3 separate regions of the Homo sapiens genome follow, and regions 2 and 3 are each linked to region 1. Evidence: chromatin loops called from intact Hi-C (ENCODE). Cell type or tissue: chondrocyte. All regions are shown on one strand. Links, peaks and the distances in the headings refer to the core of each region. The heading gives the core; the rest is flanking DNA. Region 1 has its middle 140 kb from the start of GOLGA6L6. Region 2 holds the start of LOC124903445 (a long non-coding RNA gene). Region 3 has its middle 260 kb from the start of FAM30B.

The links. Peaks named below come from ENCODE experiments on the same cell type or tissue, not always from the same donor. Only the 100,000 strongest peaks of a DNase experiment are listed, where the experiment ranks them.
Region 2: it touches region 1 in a loop (3-fold over the local background); 4 of 110 quality-filtered maps call a loop at or near these places.
Region 3: it touches region 1 in a loop (4-fold over the local background); 4 of 110 quality-filtered maps call a loop at or near these places.

What each region holds. Positions count from the first base shown.
Region 1 is chr15:20,395,185-20,401,722 of GRCh38, reverse strand. No RefSeq gene overlaps it. Among named protein-coding and RNA genes, the nearest start is that of GOLGA6L6, 140 kb to the left of the region's middle. In chondrocyte, for the core only: no CTCF peak of the experiment used is centred there; a DNase peak (open chromatin) is centred at 2,872.
Region 2 is chr15:22,255,127-22,261,664 of GRCh38, reverse strand. It overlaps LOC124903445 (a long non-coding RNA gene), which reads left to right and starts at 4,032. Exons shown (of 4, transcript XR_007064503.1): 1 at 4,032-5,236. It also overlaps the pseudogene REREP3. In chondrocyte, for the core only: no CTCF peak of the experiment used is centred there; DNase peaks (open chromatin) are centred at 2,075, 2,524, 2,684 and 3,201.
Region 3 is chr15:20,270,760-20,277,297 of GRCh38, reverse strand. It overlaps the pseudogene RHPN2P1. Among named protein-coding and RNA genes, the nearest start is that of FAM30B, 260 kb to the right of the region's middle. In chondrocyte, for the core only: no CTCF peak of the experiment used is centred there; DNase peaks (open chromatin) are centred at 3,087, 3,197, 4,277, 4,727 and 1 weaker place.

The sequences.
Region 1 (6,538 bases), core at 1,422-3,921:
CACCAGGTCCATGATGAAGCTGCTACCTCCTCAGCACAAAATAATGCACATTTCACAAAACCCTCTCTTGGAGTTTAATCCCCAAGTCATGGACAGTGTAGTATCCTATTCACTGTATAATCATTTACAAAAGATTTTTCTATCTAATAATATCCAGAAGTGCTCTGGGTCTTTAGGAAGGCCCCGTCACAATGTCAAAATTTTAATTCTTCCCATAATAAAAAAACTCATTAATATTAGGGCAGTAAGAATGCCAAGTAGAAATTGTACATCTTTCTGAGCACAGTGGCTTATGCCTGTAATCCCAGCACTTTGTGGGGCCCAGGTGAGCAGATCACTTGAATTGAAGAGTTCAAGACCAGCCTGTACAACATAGCAAGACCCCATCTCTACTGAAAGTACAAAAATTTGCTGGGCATATTACATGTGCCTGTAGCTCCAGCTACTTGGCAGGCTGAGGATCGCTTGAGCCTGACAGGTCGAGGCTGCTGTGAGCCGTGATTGTGCCACTGCACTCAGCCTGGGTGACAGAGTGAGATCCTGTCTTAAGAAAAAAAAAAAAAATCTTGTTATCATGATGCTAGTTGGTTATTTTGCAGATTTGTTTATGTAGTTGCTTCATAGTGTCACTGGTCTGTGTACTTCAGTGTGTTTTTGTAGTGACTGGTAACAGTTTTTCCTGTCCATATTTAGTGCTTCCTTCAGGAGCTCTGATAAGGCAGGTCTGGTGGTAATAAATTCCTTCAGCATTTGCTTGTCTGAAAAGGATCTTATTTCTCCTTTGCTTATGAAGCTTAGTTTGGCCATATGTGAAATTCTAGGTTGAAAATTCTTTCTTTAAGAATGTTGAATATTGGCCCCCCTATCTCTTCTAGTTTATAGGGTTTCCCCCGAGAGGTCCTCTGTAGTCTGATGGGTTTTCATTTGTAGGTGACCTGGCCTTTCTCTCTGGCTGCCATTTTTTCTTTCATGTCGACCTTGGAGAATCTGATGATTATGTATCTTGGGGATGATCTTCTCATGGAGCATCTTACTGGGGTTTGTTGCATTTTCTGAAGTTGAATGTTGGCTTGTCTTGCTAGGTGGGGAAGATGTCCTTGATGGTATCCTGAAGTACATTTTCCAAATCGCTTCCATTCTCCCTGTCTCGTTCAAGTACCGCAATTAGTTGTAGATTCCATCTCTTTACATAATCCCATATTTTCCAAACGTTTTGTTCATTCCGTTTTATTCTTATCTCTCTATTCTTGTCTGCCTGTCTTATTTCAGACAGAGAGTCTTCAACCTCTAATATTCTTGGTCTAGTCTGCTATTAATACTGTGATTGCACTATGAAGTTCTTGTAGTGTGTCTTTCAGCTCTGTCAGGTTGGTCATGTTCCTCTGTATTGCACCTATTTTGGCTTTCAGTTCCTCCATTGTTTTATCATGATTCTTAGCTTTTTTGCACTGGGTTACAACAGATACCTTTAGCTCAGCAAAGTTTGTTTTTATCCACATTCTGAAGCCTGCTTCTGTCATTTCAGCCATCTCAGCCTCAGTCCAGTTCTGAGCCCTTGCTGGAAAGGTGTTGTGGTCATTTGGAGGAAAGGAGCCACTCTGGCTTTAAAGGTCAACATTGCTAATCATTAGAGAAATGCATATCAAAACCATAATAAAATACCATCTCATACCAGTCACAATGGCGATTATTGAAAAGTCAAGAAACAACATATGCTGCCGTGGTCTGAAGAAAAAGGAATGCTTTTACACTGTTTATGGGAGTGTAAATTAGTTCAACCATTGTGGAAGACAATATAGTGATTCCTCAAAGACCTAGAAGCAGAAATGCCGTTCAATCAAGCAGTCTCATTACTGGGTATATACCCAAAAGAATATAAGTTATTCTTACATTCTTATTCAAATGCCCATCAATAATAGACTGGATAAAGAAAATATGGTACATATACACCACAGAATACTATGCAGCAATGAAAAGGAATGGGATTGTGTCCTTTGCAGAAACATGGATGGAGCTGGAGGCCATTATCCTTAGCAAACTAATTCAGGAACAGAAAACAAAATAAGTGTTCTCACTTATAAGTGGGAGCTGAATGATGAGAACACATGGACACATGATAAGAAAAAACACAAACTAGGGCTTGTCAGAGGATGGGGCTGGGAGGAGGAGGAGCATCAGGAGGAATAGCTAATGCATGCTGGGCTTAATACCTGGTTGATGGGATGATCTGTGCAGCAAACCACCATGGCACATGTTTATCTATGTAATAAACATGCACATCCTGCACATGTATCCCTGAACTTAAAATAAACATTGGAAAGAAAAAAGAGAAAAAAAAGAGAAATTATACATCTTCATAATTGAGATAGAAAGTAAATTATCATTAATCAATGCACCTTAATACAAAAATACTGAATTATAAATAAGAAAAATATACTTACAAAAATTTGTTATAATAATATAGAAAATGTCTTATTTACAGTATTCACTGTAAATAAAGCTGGAGTTTCTTTCAGATTCAGTACTTAAGCTCCTTGATAACTACTTCATCTGCACCTGCAATTTACTGTAACTAACTTGCCTTGTGATATAAAATATGTTTGCTCTTATTTTATCATATATACATATTTTTTGAGTTGGAGTCTCGCTTTGCTGCCCAGGCTGGAGTGCAGTGGTGAGATCTCGGCTCACTGCAACGTCTGCTTCCTGGGTTCAAGTGATTTTCCTGCCTCAGCCTCCCAAGTAGCTGGAATTACAGCTGCATACCACAACACCTGGCTAATTTTTGTATTTTTTTAAATAGAGATGGGGTTTCACCATGTTGGCCAGGTTAGTCTCAAACTCCAGACCTCAAGTGGTCCACCCGCTTTGGCCTCCCAAAGTGCTGAGAATACAGGCGTGAGCCATTGCACCTGGCCTATTTTACTATAATTGTCCTGCCATTTTAGGAACAACTTTACATTCTGACTTGCCCTTGATTTGTGTGTTTTTCTCTCTAATATATTTCAGCTCAATTAAGAAAGTACCCTCTAAGCTAAATATCAACAGGGCTGTCATTAGAGGTGACTAGAAGAGCAAACAAATTAGGACTCAGAGTTTTTGGACAATAGAGAATAAATGTCCCTTGAGCAAGTAATTCCTTAATACTTAACAAAATTTGTTTACCCTAGAAGACACATAAAAAAAATGACAAGTTGATGGCTGAACTAAGTTTCTTGGTCTACGAAAGTGAGTGTTCTAGCTGAGTGGTGAAAGAATTTGTGGAAATATAAAAAGGAGGAAGGAAATTCCAGGGTTGTGGAAACAATTGTCAGGGAAAGTAGAGCGATATCAATCCCTGAAAATAGTAGTGAATATGGATTTCTTATTTTAGTCTGTTGAAAAGTGAATGGGAATTGAATAAGATGACGATAATGTATGTATCATTCCTTCGAGAATCAGCTTCTGATGAAAATAGAAGAGAAGGTATTTAGCATATTAAGGGGTATTTATATTGAGAGACAATAAAGGAAGTAAGGAAAACACTAAATATTCTAGCAGACACATTGGAAAGCACTGTAAAAGGATAAATTGATGGAATAGTCTAAACAATTGTAAATAATAAGACTCAGCTAACTAATTGTTATTTTCAAATAGGAGGTCATTTATAGTTATTTACTACTCAAAAGGGTCTGGACTTTGAAACAAGACTGTTAAGAGCATCTTTTGTACACCTACTATTGTCTCTCTCTGTACCTTTTATTATTCCATAGAGACACATTTATGAACAACTTATTGCACTAAATTTACCATATCTCAGGCTTATTACTGGTAGTGTTGTATGCATATCTCATTATATTATTTCTTGTAACTTAAAAGAATGTAGATTCATGATTCCGTCTGTCTGAGACATTAGATTTTTAATTGAAAATGATCCATCATTATCTTCAGTGCTATATGAAAAAAATGTATTGACAAGAGCTATTTGCATGAGAACATCCTAGGTGCTTGAAAGTAAAAGTCAGTGAGATCACTCTAAGTTAATTTAAATGTTTTCTCATCTCCTTCACACACTGCAAATATCTATATAAATATAATTGCTAACCATTTTTTATATTGAAGTTTGAAAACGTAGAGCAGCATCAGAAAGATGTAGAATAGATGGAACAGGTTTGGTTATCACCTCTGCAGTATATGAGCTCTTTAACTGAGGGAAATGTAACCAACCTTTTTGAGCCTATTTTTTCACATGTAAAATGGGTTTATAAATATTTTCTTGCAAGTATTTTTTGTGAAGTAGAGAGTACATACATGTAATATACACAGTATGTGTGTGTATTTGTGTATATGCATATGTAATGCTTAGCCTGGCAAAAATTGGTGTTCAATAAAGCAGTTCTCATGATTTTTGTTAACCTGAGAAAAGGTAAAAAACAGTATTTCAAATCATAAATGATTCAATGAATTACTCCATCTTTGAGGTAAAATTTGGCAGATGTCTCAATTTGTATTTCAACTTATATGAAATAATATACTTTGAATTCCTAACAAATTATTTTGAAATGCAAATCGCAATTGTTAGCTGACTCCAAATCTAATTTTAAATTTATTTTGCTAAGGTAATTCGACTGCAGATCAATTGTTTTCTTCTAAAGATAACCAAAATATATTTTTCTCAGAAAGTCACAAATGATTCATTTTACTCTTGCATAATTTTTTCAGTTGTAATGATGCTGCTTTATTAATAAGATATGATTATTTGATAGAGTATCAATTTACTATTAAAGCATTGGGAAATTTGACTTAATTTATAGTTTAGTAGCTCTTTGAATGTTGGCTTCCCAGACACTGTCTTCCTAATCATTGTCTTATTTGACTCTTACTCATCTAGTGCTAGACTAACTTTTTCACACTGTAATGTAAGTAGAAAAAGAAACACTTTAGTATTTGTGGCCACTTATGTCCTACCCATATTTTATGTCTAAAAAATATCCATACCTCTTTATTTTCATATTGGGATACAATTATCTCCATATGTCATTTTCTCAAGTAATGGTAGGGATATATTAATATACTTTTAAACTATTAAATGATAAATATTGTATTATTTCTTTAGAAAATAAATATAAAAAGTCATCTGACTTGAAAACACTCATTTAGATCAAGAACACTTTCATCTCTGTACAGGCAATGGCAGAACTGCTATTCCTTACATGCATAAGTTAAACCATAGAGGAGATATAGTCAATACAAATAGGAAAGCAAGATTTGTGTGATCAAGTGGAATTAAGATTGCAGCTAAAGATGGTAAAGTTATGTTTCACGTAGCATCTTCCTCCAAGAACTCATAACTTGAAAAACTAATCTTTGATGGAGAGTGAGAACCAAAAAAGCACACCAGAAGCAATCAACAAAAAAGGCAATCACCTGCATAGGCAGAAATATCCAGGTGTTCCCAAGATTTAGATTTTTGCAAACACATGTGGCACTTAGCTAAACCCTGAAGAGAAGTGCTAAAAAGAGGCAAAGGGAGAAAAGAGTGAGTGAGGGCAAGTGGAAGTGATAAAAGTGTTCACAAGTAAAAGACAAGCTCCAACTTAGAAAGAAAATTAAGAGTGGATACAAATGAGTAATGATATCACACTCTGGGGTGTAGAGAAAAAACTTTCCATTCTAGTGAAATTCCCCTCAATAAAAATCTATATAACATCAGATACAGAAATCATTACTGGGGTTAGCTATTTTTGTGAAAATTTGAATTTAGTTTTTGGTTTTCAGTAAGATGACATTTAGCCAAGCAAATACTAAAGAGATAACTTAAAAAGAGAAATATCTATTAGAAAGCAAGCTTCATATAATTTAAAAAAAAGGAGGACACCAACATAAAAATTTAGCCATGAGTAGTAAATTAATATTGTTTTTTTCTGGTAAACTGAAATAAAATGAACATCATAATGAAAAAGGTATTGTATATGTCTCATAAAGAAGATAGAGTTGAACTACAAAACTATGGGTATAAAAGATTTTTACTTCACATTAAATCTTGGAGGAAAAGGAGAAAAGGAGGAAGAAGAGTTGACTGGTAAAGTTCATTATAGCTAATAGTAGGGAACCGATACACCGTATCCAAATTTGGGGGACAGAGATGAGAACATTACATACAAAAGTAAGTATAAAAATTTGAGCATTTGAACGAAAGTATAAAACTTAAATAATAAAAAGTGATAGAAAAAAATAAAATAGAAATGAAACGACCACAAGAGAACTGAAGCCAAACGTATTGATAATATTTAAAAAGTTAGAGAGGCTTACTCACCCTATCCAGAACACTCGAGACAAACCTAAAACAATGAAATCCAGAAAGCCTAAACATAAAAACGTGACAATGATGAACTATGGAGAAGTAGGAAGAGAGTGAAGAATAAAATATTAGTGTCTAGCATGATTACTTTCAGAATAAAATCATAATAGATTCTAGTTCACTTTATAATATTAAAAGTTTTAATACTCAAAGAAAACACCAGATATTAATGTCTATAGCCTCAATAATGCAGCAAAA
Region 2 (6,538 bases), core at 1,576-4,075, 1.9 Mb before region 1:
TTCTGGGACTACAGGCGTAAGCCACCTTGCCAGGCCAAGAAATAAAAATTCAAATTGGATAAAGAATTTAAAAAGCAATTAACATTTGTATCTCTAAAAGAAAAACACAAAATCTCTAAGCTCAAAGAGTTCAAAACAAAATACAACAGGCTTACAAAAGAATGCAGACAGCTTTAATGGGGCTGCTTTTTCAGGAATATTTAGAAACTAAGAAAGCAAAATACTTAAATGCTAGATTTCATCTGAGTTGCCTGCTCCAAGCAATAAAGGGTTCATCAACGTCAGCCTTAGCTTTGAAGCAGCACAGAAACGAAAGTTAAATGAATGGGGCTGAAATTAGCTTAGCAGTGACACTAGGGATGTAGGGAAAACTAGAATCCACGGTTGTTTTGAAATACGGAAATGACAGCCCAAGGTTACTCCTTATAATAATCCTCTCATTAAGGGTCACAGAATCTTCCAGTTTTCCAAAGATGAAACAAAAAAATTGTCAGCTCCAAGTAACTATTCAAAAACCAATTTAGAACACATAAAAGCTCATAGCCAAGATGTAAATAATTCAATCTATAAAACATGTCTTGCTTTAAGTTAGCATACCTCTATAAAAATAAATGTTAAAAGCCGGAGAGGCCATAAGGGAGAAAGCAGCATTTACTGCACCTCTGCTGGAAGCTCACGTATGTTACCTATGTAATCCTCAACACAAGCCTGTGAGGTAGGTTACATCCCCTCCACTGCAATAGGGACAACACTGAGAGGTAGAAGGATCCTGGCCAAGGTTGCACGGCTGGTAAATTCAGTGCCCATGGCCTTGGGGCTGGGGGGGAGGGGGGGCGGTGCAGGGGTGAGCTGAGACGAATAGATTAGCTCCTTCATCTCGTCAAAGGGATTTCTGCTTGACAGAAAGGCTCTCCTATAAAAGACATTTTTGTTCCAGGTTTAGCTCACTGCCCAACCAAAATAATAATCACCACTGTCTGCATAAAGTGATGCACCCGTGCTCACACATTAAGAATCCCCTTAAAGAGATGACTTTACTGTAGCAACAGCCATAGAAATTATTAGTGGGTGGAATCTACACAAAGGAGTAACAAACAGCACATGAAACTGACCATAAATGACTGAGATTCCATGAATAGGCGACAATTTGCTGGCATGTCAAGGCTTACATGGATTACTAGAAACAACTACATTTCCTAGGACCCTCTGCGCAGCACACAGCCTGAAATGTAGGGTGGGAGCTGAACTTAAAAAGAAAACTATAGTCTTGGAGATAAATGTCACACACAAAAAAACCAATGTATGTACCACAACCACTTCTTAGAGGAAGACATTAAAAAAGAAAAGCCACAACCTAGGATTGAAAGACAGCTTTAAAAACACACACAAAAAACCTAGCAAACCAGACGGTGTTCTCAGCCACTCATAAAAGCAAAGTCTTATCAAAGTTTTAACTTCAAAGAGCTTAAAGACACTGCAAAGAGGCACTCAGCAAGACTGGTCCCGACTGCAACCTATTCCCTTCCAAAAAAATAATCAGTTTGTAATCTAAATACACATCACACCAGGTCAAAGTAATCTCTTCCGGTAGCAAAATTTTGGCACTGGATTGCAGGGGCCTGTTCAAAATAGCTGGAGCCCCAAACACTTTGCGTTTTCAGTTCTGAAACACTTAGACAAAAGTTCACATCGCTAAGTGGATGGCCAGGATGCCCTTCCGGTTCAATTTGGAGACGGGAGATCTTTAACCTAACCTAACATTCTTTAAGGCACCAGTGCCCTCCTACTCAAACGTCAGCCTGGGTTTTGTTTCTAAGGGTCGCCAATAAATAGGTTTCATGGGCATTTAAGGCTCTAGGAGTCTTTTTCTGTCTGTTACAGGTAGCCCGGCTCTTAAAAACGATCACACACAACGCTCACAGGCATGTGCACATTCATAAATACACACGTGTGCACACATACATACCCACATGCGACACACGCGTACATCATACAGCATGCACGTGTCCATAAATGAGCTCACACGGACAGCCACGTCCCGCGCGCAGGCCCCCAGCAACACAGGCCCCAAGCAGGGCCTCCACCTGTATGGAGTGAGCAGCTCAGAAGGCGAAGGCCGGTGCCTTGCAATGTTCACCTCACCCGCGGCTTCTGGCATGGCCACGGCTCCTTCCTTTTCTAGTAATAAATACCAGATTTGGGGAAACCAAGGCGCCGCAATGTGTGTTATCTGTCACCCAAGGGTCCCATTAAGGGGACAAAGGCCTTATCGCGTTTGCAGCCGGCTAAGTGAAAGGAGGGCACTTGGGACTGTGAGCTCTGACCGCGGACGTCTCCCGCACCGCTCCCGCGGATCCTCGGACCCAGGGCCCCTGCAGCCGCTCCTGCCCAAGGGGCGCGAGGCGGAGATCTGGAGGCTTTGGGGCACGCAGAGGAGACTGAGGGTGTGGGCTCAGGGCCGCGGTGCGGTCTTGGGGCTTGAAGTGCAGACTTAGGGTGAGGAGTGCGGGCTTAGGATGGGGGCTTGGGACACGGGGTGGGGACTTCGGATGTACGGTGGAGGCTTGGAGAGGTGGGGCACACATTTGGGATGCGACACAGAGGCTTAGGATGGGGCTTGGGACACGGGCTGGGGGCTCGTGGTGCAGGCTGGAGGCGTGGGTGGGGGGGTCGCGGCGCAGGCTTGGAGGCCTGGGTGGGGGCTCGCGGTGCAGGCTGGAGGCTTCGCATACAGAGTTGGGGATGCAGGGTTGGGGTACAGAGCAGAACTCGGGGCGGGCACGCACCTTGTGGCAGGCCAGGCAGGTGGCCCCCGCCGCCGTTCAGGCTGCTCTGGATCTGCGTGAGCTCCTGGCACAGCACCTGCTTCTGGTGGAAGCTGAAGGCGCGGTGGTTGGAGGACATGGTGAACGGCAGCAGGAACTCATCGCCCGTGCGGCCCTCGTTGAGCTGCAGCCCGTAGTTGTGGATGATGGAGTCACGTGCGTGAGCTTGCGGTAGAGCACGCCCGCCGCCTCGCTCTGCTCCGAGCCCAGCAGCGCCAGCGACACCAGCAGCTTGCTGCGCACCACCTCGTCCGTCAGGTTGGTGAGGCTGCCCAGGTCGGCCGGGTTGTTGGCCTTGATCTCCGAGTCGCGCAGCGAGTGGTAGTCCTTGCGGGCCAGGTCCTCCAGGCACGAGCCGAAGAAGCGGACCTCGAGCGGCATGCACAGGTCCAGCAGGCCGCATAGGAACTCCACGCGCTGAGGCGACGGCAGCTCCGAGAACCAGCGGTACACGCCGTCCCTCTGCAGCGGGCAGCGCTTCTCCACCACGCTGCCGCCCGCGCCGCGCCGCGCCCCGGGGCCCGCGCGGGGGAGGCCGGGGGGCGCCGGGGGCCGCGGCCGGGGCGCGCCGGGACCGGGGGCGCGCGGGCCGGGGTCGGGTCCGGGCGAAGGCGCGCGGGCGCCGCGGGCCGGGCGGGCGCCGGGGCGGGGACCGGAGCCGGGCAAGGCTCCCGTCAGGGGCCGGCGGGCGGGCGCGCGCGGGGCGCCGTAGGGGGACCCGCGGCGGCCGGGGGCGACGAGCTGCCTTGGGCCCGCCGCTCACGGGGAGGCGCCTTCCCGAGCCCATGCCCGTGCCCAGCAGCGGCCGGTGAGCGGCAGCGGCGGCGGCTGCTCCTCGTCGTTGTCGTCGTCGTCGCCCGGAAGGCGGCCGCCCCCATCTCCCCCCGCGCCGCAGGGTCTGTCACTGCGGGCCCCAGGCCGGCCGTTACCCAGGGCCGCGGGCGCGGCGTCGCAGCCTAGGGAGCGATGGGGGCCGCGGCCGCGGAACGGGCGCTGGAGGGGGAGGGACGCAAGGCGGCAGTCGCGGAGGGATCCTGCCGGGACTTGCCGGCCTTGCTGCTCCCGCGCGGCGGACGGGCGGCGGACGGGCGGCGGCGGCGACGGCGACGACGGCAGAGCAGGCACCGGCCGAGGAGCAGAGGGATCGTCGCGCTCGCGGCTGACGGGCGGCCGGGACCAGCAGAAGTGGGCGGGGTGGCCGCCTCTCCGGGCAGCCCGGGCCGGCCGGGCCCACCCTCCCCCCTCCCTAGCTGATTGGCTCAGGCGGCCCGTTCTCCGCCCGTGATTGTGCCGGGTCCCCAATCCCATTCGCCCATGCCGCGGCCACGCCGCCCTGGGGGGCTATGGATCATATTGGAGCCACCGCCTCTAGTCTCTCGGCGGCCGTCAGGACGCGATTGGTCCGCGGAGAGCAGAGAGGCGGAAAACCCGGGCTGGATTTCTGGTGGCTTTTGTTCCCGCAAATTTACGTGGAGCATTGTTTTTGGGCGAAAACGGGGCCTTCGGCCTTCCTGCTTTATTCCTGAGCGGTGTAAGAGGGAGGTAGTGGGTATCTTCGAGAAACGGCCGCCGCGGGGTCCGGAGCCCCGGGTTCCAATCCCGGGTCGGCCACTGCTAAGCTGTGTGACCTTGGGTGAGTCACTTGGCCTCTCTGAGCCCCAGGCGCCTCCCCGGGAAAATGAGGGTAATAGTAACCGCTCCCGGGGGTTTGTGCGAAGGTGTTCAGCTCACAGAGGGCCGGCACCGGCACTTTTGAGGCGGCTGACTTGCCCTGGGGGTGTGATGGGAGGTGCAAGCTTTCTCCAAAAGCCTCCTCCAAATGGAGCCTTTAAATCCGCCTTCTTTCCGCGGCTACTCCACCAGCTCGCCAAACCGAGAAAATGCAAACACAGGGGCGGGGGCAAGGGAGCTGACCTGGCTGGAAGTAAACAGAAACGCCACCCCTCCCCTGGCACTTGCATTGGCACCGGAGGATTGCAGGTGGGGGAAGGGCCTCTGCACCCAACCACCTTTAAATCCCACCACTTACACACAGGCAAAGAAGCAGAGCCGTGGCGGCTGGACGCTCATTCCTCCCCTGCCCTTCCCCTAGAGCGCTGCTTTGAATGTCTGTTGATCTAGAACGGGGTCTGTTCATTCATGGGTTCCAGGTCCCAAGCGCCCGGGGGCAGCTGAGAGCAAAGCTGGCGCCCTCCCTACCCCGTGGAGCTCACACTCTGGTTCTGGGCAGTGCACAGTAGAGATTGGTTGAATCAGTGAATGAACTTTTTCAGGATATGATCCAAGGTGCTGAAAACTTCCTAACAAAACTCTTCAGCCGAATCTGGCACGCCTATGGTTCCAGCTACTGGGTAGACTGAGGCAGGAGGATCGCTTGAGGCCAAGAGTTCAAGGCCAACCTGGGCAACATGGTGAGACCCCCCCCTCCCCCCCAGTCTCTCCAAAACAAACAAACCCCACATTCTCCAGTCTTAGGTCTTCAAGGATGAACAGACATTGCAGAAAGGCACGGTTGGGAACAGAAAAAAATGATCTCCACTCCCCCAGCCCCCTCCACACCTTGGGCACATTTCCCTGGAGCCGCCCGAGTGTTCTTTGTCAGTGTAGGAAGAAGCAAAAATCTAAATGGAGTCAGGATGGCCTCCCACATGGGCACAAGGACAAGGCTGGGGACAGTTGGGTCTCCTCATCTTATTTCCCAGGTCTAGGCTGATTTCTATTAATAATTAAATTAATCGTTGTTCTCCTGGACCTCACTTCTTAATGTGATTCCAGGAAACTGGCCACATTCCAAAATTCATAATCTAAGGTAGTGAAATAACGTGAGCATCAAGACAGTTTGGCTGGGCTCAGAGGCTCACATCTGTAATCCCAGTACTTTGGGAGGCCGAGGGTAGATCCCTTGAGCCCAGGAGTTCGAGACCAGCCTGGGCAACATGGCGAAATCCCATCTCTACAAAAAATACAAAAATTAGCCAGATGTGGTGGCATGTGCCTGTAGTCCCAGTTACTTGGGAGACTGCGGTGGAAGGATTGCCTGAGCCCAGGAAAGGGAGGTTGCGGTGAATGGGGATCCCACCACTGCACTCCAGCCTGGGTGACAGCGTAAGACTCTGTCTCAAAAACAAAAGATTCATTTCTTATTGATAAAGCAAGCTCCTTGGAGAAAGATCTTGGAACCTCATTGGGAGTGGAGGTGGGGCTTCTTCAATCCAGCCGAGCTGGCTGTGAAACCCCCAGGGTTTGGTACCAAGTGAGCTCCAGTCCCAGCTGTGGCTGACTGTGTGAACTTGGCTATGCATTCAAGGGCCTCTGAGCCTCAGTTTCCTCATCTGTAGAAGAGAGCCAGGAACCCGTCATCCTGGCTAGCAGTGGAAGTCAAAGGTGCTCATGGAAAGAATGTCCTTGCTGGCTGGAACAAGGGAGGCCTGAGCTGTGGAAGTCCTTGGATCAAGGTCCTCCCCACTTCCCGCTGCCTTTTTGGTCCTTCTTGCGTGCTCTTTGTGATTTAATGGCTTAGTAGGTTGAATCATGTCCCCCCAAAGTTTATCTCTACCCCAAATCTCAGAATGTGACCTTATTTGGAAAAAGAGTCTTTGCAGATAATTAAGGTAAGAGTCAAGATAAAATCACACTGAATTATGGTGAGCCCTACATGCAATGAGACAGTCCTTACAAGATACAGAAAAGAACACATAGAGACTTCGGGGGAA
Region 3 (6,538 bases), core at 2,734-5,233, 130 kb after region 1:
AGGCTGGTCTCGAACTCCTGACTTCAGCTGATCCACCTGCCTCGGCCTCCCAAAGTGCTGGGATTACAGACGTGGGCCACCACGCCCAACCAGAATCATTCATTTCTTTTCAAGTGGATATCTTATGGTATTTTAGGGCATGGCTGGGAGCAGTTTTGTTTTCTGTTCTCAAGGTGGAGTTTTTGCAGGATGTCATAGAGTTCATGTCTGCAGCTCACAGTGTCATTGCCTGTGTCCGCAGCTCCACGTACTGGCAGGTGTACTGCAAGCTGGGCAGGTGCTCCGTGTCCCTGGGATACCTTACCCAACACTCCTGGCCCTCCTCTGCAAGCCGTGCCCTGATCCTCCCTGCAGGGACTGGGGATTGGTTCTGCTCACCCAGAAGCCGGGATACCTGGCTGAGGGCACTTCTCTCCCTCTTCTCTTTGAACAGAGTGGCCGCGAACCCAAAGGTGCGGGAACAAGTGCGGCTGGAGCTGAGCTTGGTCAACTCAGACCTGCAGATGCTCAAGGAAGAGCTGGAGGGGCTGAACATCTCAGTGGGCATCTATCAGAACACAGAGTAAGTGGGAGCAGCACACCTTCCAGAAGCCTCTGAGCCAGAGATCCTTCATATATCCAGGGTATGAAGAGGTACCTGGGTACGAACCCTATCTGCACAAACAGGGCAGATAGGGTTCTAGACTGGGGTGTGGCAGCCCCAGCTTTGGGAAGTGAGAGAACCATCAGGTTTGGGGTTGAGTGAGGTGCTAGACTGGAAGGGATGAGCCCATTTCTTGGGAAATATCTGCAGTGTTGGGAAATATCTGTAGTGTTGGGAAATATCTGCAGTGACAAAAAGGCATTTGTGAGGCCAGGCACAGTGGCTCACTCCTGTAATCCCAACACTTTGGGAGGCTGAGGCGGGTGGATCACCTGAGGTCAGGAGTTCGAGACCAGTCTGGCCAACATGATGAAACCCCGTCTCTACTAAAAATAAAAATAGCCAGATGTGGTGGTGCACACTTGTAATCCTGGCTTCTCAGAGGCTGAGGCAGAATTGCTTGAACCCGGGAGTTGGACGTTTCAGTGAGCCGAGATCACACTACTGTACTCCAGCCCGGCTGACAGAGCAAGACTCTGTCTCAAAACAAACAGACAAAAAAAAACAAATGAAGACAGTATAAAATCTAGTGTAAATATACGTGATGAACCAAGATAAGTTTAAAAGTTAGATGCCTTGGATTTTATAGTTAAGTTTCAGTAATTCCGCGTAGTCACATTTCATAGACATGCAAACATTAGCAAGATATGTTATTAAATTCAACTGAACAGACATTGAGCAAGGATATTTTAGTGGGTCATCATAATTTTCCTAAGAAACATTAAAGGGACATTGTTAGGACAATACCTTTCCAATGTTGGCTAATTATTTTCTCATTTATTTGCCAAGGAACAGAAAGCATACACAAATACTTCGGGATTAAGGCCAAAGGCCAAAATTGACCCTGTAAGGGGAGGCCACTATGCACACACAGAGATTCTGTGCACTGTACTTAGATGCTGGACTGCAGTCTGTTTCCTAGCTGGAGGTGACAAACTGAAACAGAAAAATCCAAATTAAAACAAAGTAACACACCAGTCTCCTTTTAAGGTTGTATTTCCTGTTTTTTTTTTTGACACAGAGTCTCCCTCTCTCACCCAGGTGGGAGTGCAGTGGCGAGATCTCAGCTCACTGCAATCTCCACCTTCTGGGTTCAAGCGATTCTTGTGCCTCAGCCACCTGAGTAGCTGGGATTACAGGCGTGCACCATCACACCTGGCTAATTTTTTTTTTTTTTTTTTTTTTTTTAGTAGAGACAGGGTTTCATCATGTTGGCCAGGCTGGTCTTGAACTCCTGGTCTCAAGTAATCTGCCCGCCTTGGCCTCCCAAAGTGCTGGGATTACAGATGTGAGCCACTGTGCCTGGCTCCTAGGTCAGTTTTGAAGGCACTCTATCGTATCATTCTCCATAACTCAATTTTGGAATTGATTTCTGCAAGATGAAAGCCAACAACACCATCCCTCAGAATTGCAATGCATCTCCAAAAATGGAGATCTAACTATGAAAGAAATGCCCCTCTTGCCTCATGTCTGTAATCCAGCTCTTCAGGAGGCTGAGATGGGGGATTGCTTGAGCCCAGGAGTTCAAGGCCAGCCTGGGCAACATAGTGAAACCCCATCTCTACAAAAAATAGGAAAATTAGCCGGGCATGGTGGTGTACACCTGTAGTCCCAGCTACTCAGAAGGCTGAGGTGGGAAGATCACTTGAGCCAGGGAGGTCGAGACTGCAGTAATGGCAACAGAAAGAAGTCCTGTCTCAAAAAACACAAAAACAAAACAAAACCCTAAGTGAAATGCTTCTTTTTAAGGAGAAATAACTTTGAGACAGTTCAAAGAAGGGTTTACGTGCTTTTTTAGTAGGGGCATGAGACTTCTCAAAAAGTAGGTGGGCCCCAGGGTAAACTCAGTCGGAAAATAGCTCCCTGGATTTGGGAACCTTAAGTCACCTATGGAATGTGTGTTTCCTGGTGCTGGTCCTCCACAGGGCACCAGGGTGGTTTCAGAGCTGGAGGGGAAGTGTCAGTGTGTGAAAGCTCGCTGGCTCTTCCCTTTGTGATACCCCGTGCCTGGCTTACCTGTGGGCTCCTGTACGGTTTTTATTGTTTGTTTGTTTGTTTGTTTTTTGAGATGGAGTCTCTCTCTGTTACCCAGGCTGGAGTACAGTGGCATGATCTCGGCTCACCACAACCTCCGCCTCCCAGGTTCAAGCAATCCTCCTGCCTCAGCCTCCTGAGTAGCTGGGACTACAGGCGCATGCCACCATGCCCAGCTAATTTTTTGTATTTTTAGTAGAGATGGGGTTTCACCATGTTGGCCAGGCTGGTCTCGAGCTCCTGACCTTGTGATCTGCCGGCCTCAGCCTCCCAAAGTGCTAGGTTTACAGGCGTGAGCCACCACACCTGGCCTACTGTGCAGTTTTGAACACCCAGTCAGTGTGACAGCTAATGGAAGGTTCTCCCAGCCTATGCTCTGGTGTTCAATTACAGTGTTTGTCCAAAAGGTTCAAGTTCTGGAGGAGGCGAGATGGGGCCAAGGTTTGGTAATAAATGTCGGCTGTCCCACACTCTCATTTGCTGTGCCGAAGAGTGGGGATGTGCAACACAGGGCTTCCCACAGAGTGAACCGAAGATCTCTGGAGTGGTCCCTGGGCTCTAGAGTGGCCAGTCACTGCCCTGTGTCACTGGGAAGAGGGAGAGCTGTGCAGATTCAACACGGCACCATGCATTTGGGTCCTGCGCTTTTCTGTTTTCTTTTTTTTTCTTTTTCTTTTTTTTTGAGACGGAGTCTTGCTCTGTCACCCAGGCAGGAGTGCAGTGGCGTGATCTCAGCTCACTGCAAGCTCCGCCTACCGGGTTCACACCATCCTCCTGCCTCAGCCTCCCGAGTAGCTGGGACTAAAGGCGCCCGCCACCTTGCCCGGCTAATTTTTTGTATTTTTAGTAGAGACGGGGTTTCACCATTAGCCAGGATGGTCTCAATCTCCTGACCTCGTGATCCGCCTGCCTCGGCCTCCCAAAGTGCTGGGATTATGGGCGTGAGCCACCATGCCCGGCCCTGTTTTCAAAGTAGATTGTTTCTTTCTTAGTATGGTTGATCTTTTTTTTTTTTTTTTTTTTTTTTTTTTTTTTTCTGAGACGGAGTCTTGCTCTGTCACCCAGGCATGGAGTGCAGTGGTGTAATCTTGGCTCACTGCTACCTCCACCTCCTGGTTGAAGTGATTCTCTTGCCTCAGCCTCCTGAGTAGCTGGGATTACAGGCGCACACCACCATGCCCAGGTAGTTTTTGTATTTTTAGTAGAGACGGGGTTTTACCATGTTGGCCAGGTTGGTCTTGAACTCCTGACCTCACGTGATCTGCCTGTTTCAGCCACCTAAAGTGATGGGATTATAGGCGTGAGCCACTGCGCCTGGCCTGCACTATTCTTTTTTCAAGGTAGACTGTTTCTTTCTTAGCATGGTTGATCTTTACAGTCTTCTAGGAGGTAGGCGGGAAAGAAATAACCTCATGGTGCATGAGGTTATTTCCCTCCCTCATGGTGCATGAGGTTATTTCCCTCCCTCATGGGAAAACTCAGGGAAGCCGGAGGGCACCTAGAGGGTGCTGTCAGTGCCACACTGGGGCTGGGGTGCCCTGGAGTTGGGACTCAGGACAGTCGCTCCTCCTCTTGTTGTTGCCTGGACAGCCACAAACCTGGCTTCCCACCCTGCGTAGCCTGGAGGAGCCTTCAGCAGAATTCGGCTTTCCATGCCCCCAGGATGGGTCTCACCTGGCCGTAGCATGGCTGTGCTGCAGAGCCAGGTTCAGCTTACAGCTGCATTGTCCCCTCGCCCTGCCCAGCCTTCCTGGCCTTCTTGTGGGGCTGGGCTGAGCAGCCCAAGGAGGTCTCCTGTTACAGGTCAGGGAGCTGAATCCCTGTTTGCAAAACACAGCCTGAGCTCCGTTCACTTCCTGCTGTCCCTGCCCCTAGGAATGTAGGCTCAGGGAGCACTCCCCAGGCGACCTGTGGTTACAGAGTGGTCAGCTGGGGGAGAGGAGGTGGAGGGTGTCTGACCCTGGGCTGGGAGGCAGGTGCACTTCGGTGTCGGATGGGGCTCCTGCCCTGATGGCATCTTCTGTGCTGGTGGTGGGACGCCTAGACACTTCCCAAAGAAGAGGCCCCTACGAACCCAGAGTTGTGAATGTGAGGGTGTTGGAGAGCTGCCACAGCTGTGGGGCCCGCTGAGGGGAGCAGAGGAGGAGGGGGTGAGGAGCTGACAAAGGAGGCGCAGGGCAGCAGGGTGGTGCACCCAGGTGGGAGCAGCAAGTGCACCATGCACAGGCCCTGGCACACAATAGACTCTCAGCACAGCTGCCAAAAGAAGCATTGAGATTGAGCTGGGCACAGAGGCTTGTATCCATCATCCCAGCACATTGGGAAGCCAAGGTGGACGAATCACTTGAGGTCAGAAGACCAGCCTGGCCAACGTGGTCAACATGGTGAAACCCCATTGCTACTAAAAAAATATACAAAAATTAGCTGGGTGTGGTGTCCTGTGCCTGTAATCCCAGTTACTCAGGGGGCTGAGGCAGGAGAATTGCTTGAACCTGAGAGGCGGAGGCTACAGTGAGCTGAGATTGCGCCATTGCACTCCAGCCTGGGCGACAGAACAAGAGTCTCTCAAAAAAAAATAAAATAAGAAAGGAACCATTTAGGCATTGAAACCGGGAGATAAATCAGTGTCAAGATGCCAGGGGCCTGATGTGTTAGGCAGGGTGGTCCAGCAGTCTTAGGGAGCAGGGTCAGTTTTAGAGCAGAGGGTGGGGCATGACTAGAGTCATCCTTATGGAAAATGAGCCTGTCAGCCAGGTGAGTACTGGATGGGGCAAGGAGGGGGCACACACCTGAGCTGGGCTGCTGAGGGCAAGGCTGTGGCATGCACAAGGGTCCGGTTGGGGGTGTTCATACATACCTTGTTGTGTTCCTCATAGGGAGGCATTTACGGTTCCCCTGATTCCTCTTGGCCTGAAGGAAACGAAAGACATCGACTTTTCAGTCATCCTCAAGGTAAATCTCAAAGCCATGGGCACTGGACTCAGTGTTTAAAATGGAAATAGGCCATTTGCAGTGGCGCATGCCTGTAGTCCCAGTTACTTGGGAGGCTGAGGCAAGAGGATCGCTTGAGCCCAGGAATTGGAGGCTGCAGTGAGTTGTGATCATACAACTGCACTCCAGCCTGGGCAACAGAATGAGACCCTGTCTCCAAAAAAAAAAGCAAAAAAATGGATATAGAGAAAATATGTATCCCTTGCAATGGCCTTAGGCTCAACAGGCAGAGTCAGTTGATATCTACAGAGTGACCCTGAGGCCCTTCTCAGCCAGCTACATGCATAATTGATATGTTTATTCCTGCCATATTTTTGTTGTTGCCTTTGATGGCTTCTGAAGCTCCTCCTGGGTCTTGGACAAGGCAGGTTGGAAACCCAGGAGGGCCTTCCCTGAGAGGCCAAGTCAAAGGGTCTGTAGTGGATATGCTTTCAAATTTAAAACTTACATCCTCTTTTATTAATAGTGTATTTGTTTCTTAAGTCATGTATCCAGTTTAGGTTATGTCTTTGGAAGAATAGCTAAAGTTTTTTCTCTAACATTTGATTATGAAAATTTCCAAACTTTTCAAAAAATTTTAAGAATTTTATAGCAAACCCCTGTGTACTCACTTCTTCCGAGAACATACTGCCAGCATTGCTTCCTGACATATTTGTCCATCTGTGCATTCTTGTGTCTGTTAGGTTGGTTTGAAGGTAATTGCAGTTTTTGCCATTGAAAGTAATGGCTAAAGGCTGGGCACAGTGGCTCACGCCTGTAATCCCAGCACTTTGGGAGGCTGAAGCAGGCGGCTCACTTGAGCTCAGGAGTTGAAGACCAGCCTGGCTAAAATGGTAAAACCCCTGTCTCTACCAAACGTACAGAAATTAG